Linked DNA regions of Homo sapiens: region 2 is linked to region 1. A link is a contact called in ENCODE Hi-C or POLR2A ChIA-PET data. All regions are on one chromosome and are shown on one strand. The core of a region is the stretch at or near the end of the contact, and the rest is flanking DNA. Distances in the headings are between cores, read along the strand shown. Region 1 has its middle 39 kb from the start of CARMAL. Region 2 overlaps ABHD2 (abhydrolase domain containing 2, acylglycerol lipase).

Region 1 (2,826 bases), core at 234-2,733:
AAACAAAAAAAGTTTTTGACGGCAGGGCCTTGGGTGCAGATGTGGAGTTCTTGTCACTCATGATAAGTGTCAGTCAAGACACTGGTGTTGACACAGGAGATAGAAATTATTTAGGCAGATAGGGCAAAAGAGTCCTTGGCAGAACTCCTCTCCTAACAAAAAGCAGCCCAAGAAATTATTATTTTTTTTCCCTAACAAAGAGCAGCCTGAAAAATCAAGCTGCAAACATAAATAAGAAAGCTGGAAGCTTGCATGGGGGATTGCCAGCAGCTGCACCAATAGAAAAGGGCTACCTGGGGGCCAAGCATGTCCACCGTGGAAGCTCCACCTTCCCGTTTTTTGTCAGCATGTATACAGTAAGAAAGAAATGGGCAACATGGCGCAGCTCAGGCAGGGAACCCACCTGCATAATAAAAGACTGGGTGGGGGCTGCCAGAGATTCACACCCTATGCAGGTGGGTGGCAGATGTAGGACACTTGGTCCCAACCAGTTTTTCATGCCCTATGTAGATCAGACACCACCTTCCCACTAGCTCATCTATAACCCCCCCTGCATTTCACCATGGATCAGCAACCCATTTTTTCAGGACACCTCTCTGTAGTAGAAAGCTATTCTCTTTCTTTTGCTGATTAAATTTCCACTCTTAACCCCTCACTCTTTGTGTGTCCGCATCCTTGATCTCTGTGGCCATGAGACAAGGAACCTCAGGTTCAAGCAATTGTCCTGCCTCAGCTTCCTGAGTAGCTGGGATTACAGGTATGCACCACCATGCCTGGCCAATTTTTGTATTTTTAGTAGAGGCGAGGTTTCACCATGTTGGCCAGGCTGGTCTCCAACTCCTGACCTCGTGATTCATCCGCCTCAGCCTCCCAAAGTGCTGAGATTACAGGTGTGAGCCACCGTGCCCAGCCAGGCCTGCTCTTTTAGAGTCACAGAGTTCTCTGGTGACAACTGACAGTTGGAAGAGTTGTGCTTGTTTGTGTCTTTATCTGGTTGGATGCAGCCTTTATCTTTTTTTTTTTCTGCTTATTAAGCAAAATATCTTATCCTTGTTGGCAAAGTGCCCTGTGAAATATAAAATGGAGTCTTTTTCTAAGATGGAGTTAGTTGGGTCAAGGGTGCTGTACACAGATTATATCTTTATTATTATTATTATTATTATTATTATTATTATTATTATTATTATTTTTAGAGACAGGGTCTCCCTAAGTTGTGCAGACTGGTCTTTAACTCCTGTGCTCAAATGATCCTCCTGCCTCAGGCTCCTGAGTAGCTGGGACTACAGGCATGAGCCACTGCCCCTGGCTATCTAGTTCTATTTTTGATCTGAACTTCTACTATTTTAACCATGTGATTCTTTTGCCAAAACAACAAGGGAGAGAGAGATATCAGAGCCTGGGGCTTCTGCAGAGTGGCCCTCCTCTCTGCCAGCACATCTGCCCACACCACCTCCTGCACACAGATGTTTACAGTCGCCAGAAACCACAGCACTTCCGCCTGCTTCAGACAGTGTGGCCAGCTCATCCCACTGACCTCTTGCTTTGTTTATTAGAGAAAAAAAGCAAACGCCTGACTACCACCAAAAAACCCTACCACCAAGGTCCCAGACAGGCTGAACCCATAACCTCAGGGAGGGAGGGCAGCCTGAGGTGAGGGGAATCCCAGTGGCCTGAGGAGGGCTTGGCCACCCCCTGACCCCGGCAGGAGCACCGTGAATGAACTGAAAAGGGGGGCCCTGTACCCCAGCGCTGACCTTTTCATCCCAGTGCCTGGTCTTCTACCACGGACTCCACGGTGTAAAATGACTTTCTTTCTTGTCAGCTGCATTTATGAAATAATGCTGCTAAAAAGGCCAGTTATAGTTGTGAAAAGAAAGTTGACCAGGTGTGGGCGATTGGATTAGATTCTGGTTTCTGTCATCCGCTGCCCCGCTTCCTAGAAGCAGACTGTTTATCCCCACCAGCCATGAGATGTGTGGTGCCTCCCGGGGAAAGAGTGTGCCTTTCCTGCCCTGTCAGGCCTGGCCACATGAGTGATTATGGCCCATGAAACATGGTGGAGGTGACACAGGCCAGCTCCGAGCAGAGGCTCTAAGCATGTACACCAAAAAGTATCCAAGACAGGTCTCAATCAATGGAGAAGCTTATTTTGCCAAAGTTAAGGACACACCTGAGAGACAGGTCAGTGCCTTTCTCCAAAGATGATTTTGAAGGTATCAATATTTAAAGGGGAAAGTGGGCTGGAGGGAAAAGACAGCACAGTAATTCACATGTTACAAGAGAAAAGGAGCAAGGAAGGGGACAGTCAATTATGTAATTATGTATTCATCTGGCACTCAGTAATCAGGACTTCACATAAGGTGAACACAGTAGCTACCTGTGGAGATTCCTTTCTTTCTTTCTTTCTTTTTTTTTTTTTTTTTTTTTGAGACGGAATCTTGCTCTGTCACCAGGCTGGAGTACAGTAGAACGATCTCAGCTCACTGCAACCTCCACCTCCCAGGTTCAAACAATTCTCATACCTCAGCCTCCTGAGTAGCTGGGACTACAGGCGTGTGCCACCACCACACCTGGCTAATTTTTTGTATTTTTCGTAGAGACGGGGTTTCACCATGTTAGCCAGGATGGTCTCCATCTCCTGACCTCGTGATTCACCTGCCTCAGCCTCCCAAATTGAGGGACAGGCGAGAGCCACCGCGCCTGGCCACCTGTGGAGATTTCTAACCTTTTACCTGTAGCTACCTGCTTAGGAACAAAAGGAAAGGCAGTGGATTGCATGATGCAGCTTTCAGCTTAATTTTTTTCCCTTTCAGCACAGTGAACTGG
Region 2 (2,826 bases), core at 191-2,690, 170 kb after region 1:
CGGGCATTAGACATCAAGCTGTGAGGAAGTACGTGAAATCACAGCATTGAATTCTCTTGCTGGGAGGAGGAAATCTTTAATGTCCAACTGGGTTTAATACAGGAACTTTTTTGTTTTTTAAACTATCTTTTGGATTAAGGCTGCAGTGAACCGTGATCATGCCACTGCACTCCAGCCTGGGTGACAGAGTGAGACCCTGTCTCAAAAACAAAACAAAAATTATCTCTTGGGCTGGGTACAGTGGCTCACACCTTTAATCACAGTGAGACCTCATTTCTACAAAAAATAAAAATAAATTAGCTGGGCATGGTGGCTCATGTCTGTAGTCCCGGCTACTCTAGAAGCGCTGTGCCCAGGAGTTCAAGGCTACACTGAGCTGTGATCATGCCACTGCACAGCCTGAGCTACAGAGTGAGACCCTATCTCTTAAAACAAACAAACATATATACAAACAATCTTTTGGAACCTCAAGGTAAGGTCAGAAAACTTGGTCTTGCTTAGAGGACGGGACTTCAGTCTTAGAAGGGAGGGAGACCCCATCTCCCTCCATCTAATTACACATTCCAATTGAGACACTTTTGAGAGTAAAAAGGGACTTTATTAATAACGTTATAATAATTCATAACTTTATTAATAACTGCATCAGAACAATACATTCCAGGACCCTCTTGGAGAGACTAGGATGTAGGGTTACCTACCTTTAGCATGCTGTAGAGATCACCCATGATCCAAGACATCTCACTGTAAGAGCTTCAGGCAGTGATTTTTAAGGAACTTCTATTTTGTTTTTACTGCTTAATATCTTACAATCTTCTATTAGATCATAAACATAGGTGTTTCGATAAGCTTCTCATATCTACCATTTTCATTGGTGTAGACTCAATTTTGAATTGTATTCATAGTTATGAATTGTGTTGCCTCTGCATTAAACAGTTGAGTTTTATAATGGCAGAAGGGCACAATGGGAAGGGAGGAGGAAGAGATGGGTGAAGGGAGAGAGAGAATGTGAAAGTGAAGGTAGTGAGTTTGCAGAACTCAGACATCGTAGTAAAACACCTGGCAAGATCGTCTGCTGAGAGCCAGGGGCCAGGAGCTTCAGGAAGTGTGTCAGGGAGTCATATCCAAAGCAGAACAGTGGCCAAGAGTGGTGAGTTCTGCACTTTCAGGATGATATCTGAATACTTAAACCTTTAGCCATAAGAGGGCAGTTTTAGGCATCCTATACCTGGGGAAACAAGGCTGAAAACACTCATTTTTTAAAATCCTTATTTCAGAGATAAGGGCAAGGCCAACTAATTTGATAGCACAAAGGGGCCTTAACTTTATTTCTACAGCTATTGTATTCCTGGATGACTCAGCTTTAAGATAGTTTCCCCTTGACTTTAAGAAATGACTCACATACTTTTACTATGGAAGTGACAGGGGCTGCTAGGCCCCTAACCGCCCACCTGTCAGCGAGCCATGTTAGCTTAACTGTATTTTTCTCTTAGGCTAAACTTAGTGGGAAAGATATTCAAGTACCTCTTTCATGTCCCCTGCTTACTCATGCTGGCGAGTACTGTGTGCCTTTATTCCAGACGATTCAAACTTCCTTCTTATCCACCTGACATTTTGTGGCATATCCACAGATGCCATGCATGGGCCTGGCATGGAACATACAGAGATGACTCAGAGTCTCCATCCACAAGGAACACCAAGTCTCGAGTCCCTGTATTTTAGCCTATTTAGTCATGCTAGTGTCATTTGGGGAAGTGGCTGTTGAAATAATAGCTTTCAGGCAGCCTTTGCCTTGTCCTTCTTTAGGTGTAGGGGCTTGAGAAAAAGGTGAGGGGTCTTTTCTGTTCCCAGCAAGTTGCCTTTCCAAAATGGCCGTGCAATACTCATCTGTCTAAGGCCCAGCTAGTGTTTCAGATTTCATCTTACTTTAAAAAGCGGCAGCAAGATTATATAGTTACCTAGTGCTAATCCCATAAGAATTAAATACATAGAGCCTCATTTAAAAACAGATTAATGTAGCTGTTAGTAATAACAGGCCAGGGAGAGGCCCCAGGCACTAAAGGTGTTTGGTAACTGACATCAGGGGAGGTCCCAGGAGGACCTTCCAGAAGGCTGATCCTGGAGCTGGGCACCATGTCTTTGCCCTTCCCTTGCATGGGAGAGGTGGCATCTCTTCACAGAACATCCAGCAGTCTGTCTGACATCAGGCAGGGTTGGCCCTTTATCCAGATCAGATGTGTTTGGATTTAATTAAATTGAGGCTCCCAAAGTGCCTACACAATTAGCTGTAATTGCTCCTCAGTAGTGTAGCAAATCTGAGTTTTGTAACTGTCCCAATGACATCTGAACATCTGCTCTAGGTCTCAAATAATTAGTCTCAAACCTGAGTAATGATAGATGGGTCTAAAAGGAATCAAAGCTGGGTGCAGTGGCTCACACCTGTAATCTCAGCACTTTGGGAAAGGAAGCCAAGGTGGGCAGACCTCTTGAGCTCAGAAGTTCGAGACCAGCCTGGGCAACATAGTGGAACCTCCCAGGCAAGTTCGCCCATCTCTACAAAAAATCAGAAATTAGCTGGGTTTGGTGGCATGTGCCTATAGTCCCAGCTACTCAAGAGGCTAAGGTGGAAGGACGTCTTGAGCTTGGGGAGGTCAAGGCTGCAGTGAGCCATGATCATGCCACTGTACTCCAGCCTAGGGAGACAGAGCGAGACCGTCTCAAAAAAATAAGAATAAAAATAATAAAAGGAATCAAATGGTTGGGGGGAGTAAGATGTTTAATAATTGAAGCATAAATCTCTGGAGTACTATTACCTAAGTAGATTTGTGA

What was found. Hi-C counts contacts between places; a loop is a spot of excess contacts on that map. ChIA-PET counts read pairs that join two places held with the same protein, here RNA polymerase II (POLR2A). Pooled maps may share reads with other maps.
Region 2: a pooled map shows a loop between it and region 1 (2.2-fold over the local background). The contact joins two enhancer-like sites. A Hi-C loop is called at or near these places in 1 of 168 maps with a recorded cell type or tissue (endothelial cell of umbilical vein) and 10 of 50 pooled maps. POLR2A ChIA-PET finds 5 or more read pairs at or near these places in 1 of 52 experiments (activated CD4-positive, alpha-beta T cell).

What each region holds. Positions count from the first base shown.
Region 1 is chr15:89,001,015-89,003,840 of GRCh38, forward strand. No RefSeq gene overlaps it. Among named protein-coding and RNA genes, the nearest start is that of CARMAL, 39 kb to the right of the region's middle. RefSeq lists an enhancer at 1,155-1,766 and a silencer at 1,784-2,078. Within about 2 kb of position 1,484, at least 3 of the 41 ENCODE cell types and tissues checked have a DNase peak (open chromatin) inside an H3K27ac peak, as active enhancers do.
Region 2 is chr15:89,166,376-89,169,201 of GRCh38, forward strand. The region is part of intron 5 of ABHD2 (abhydrolase domain containing 2, acylglycerol lipase); the gene reads left to right. Among named protein-coding and RNA genes, the nearest start is that of RLBP1, 54 kb to the right of the region's middle. RefSeq lists enhancers at 891-2,090, 1,000-1,369. Within about 2 kb of position 1,441, at least 18 of the 41 ENCODE cell types and tissues checked have a DNase peak (open chromatin) inside an H3K27ac peak, as active enhancers do.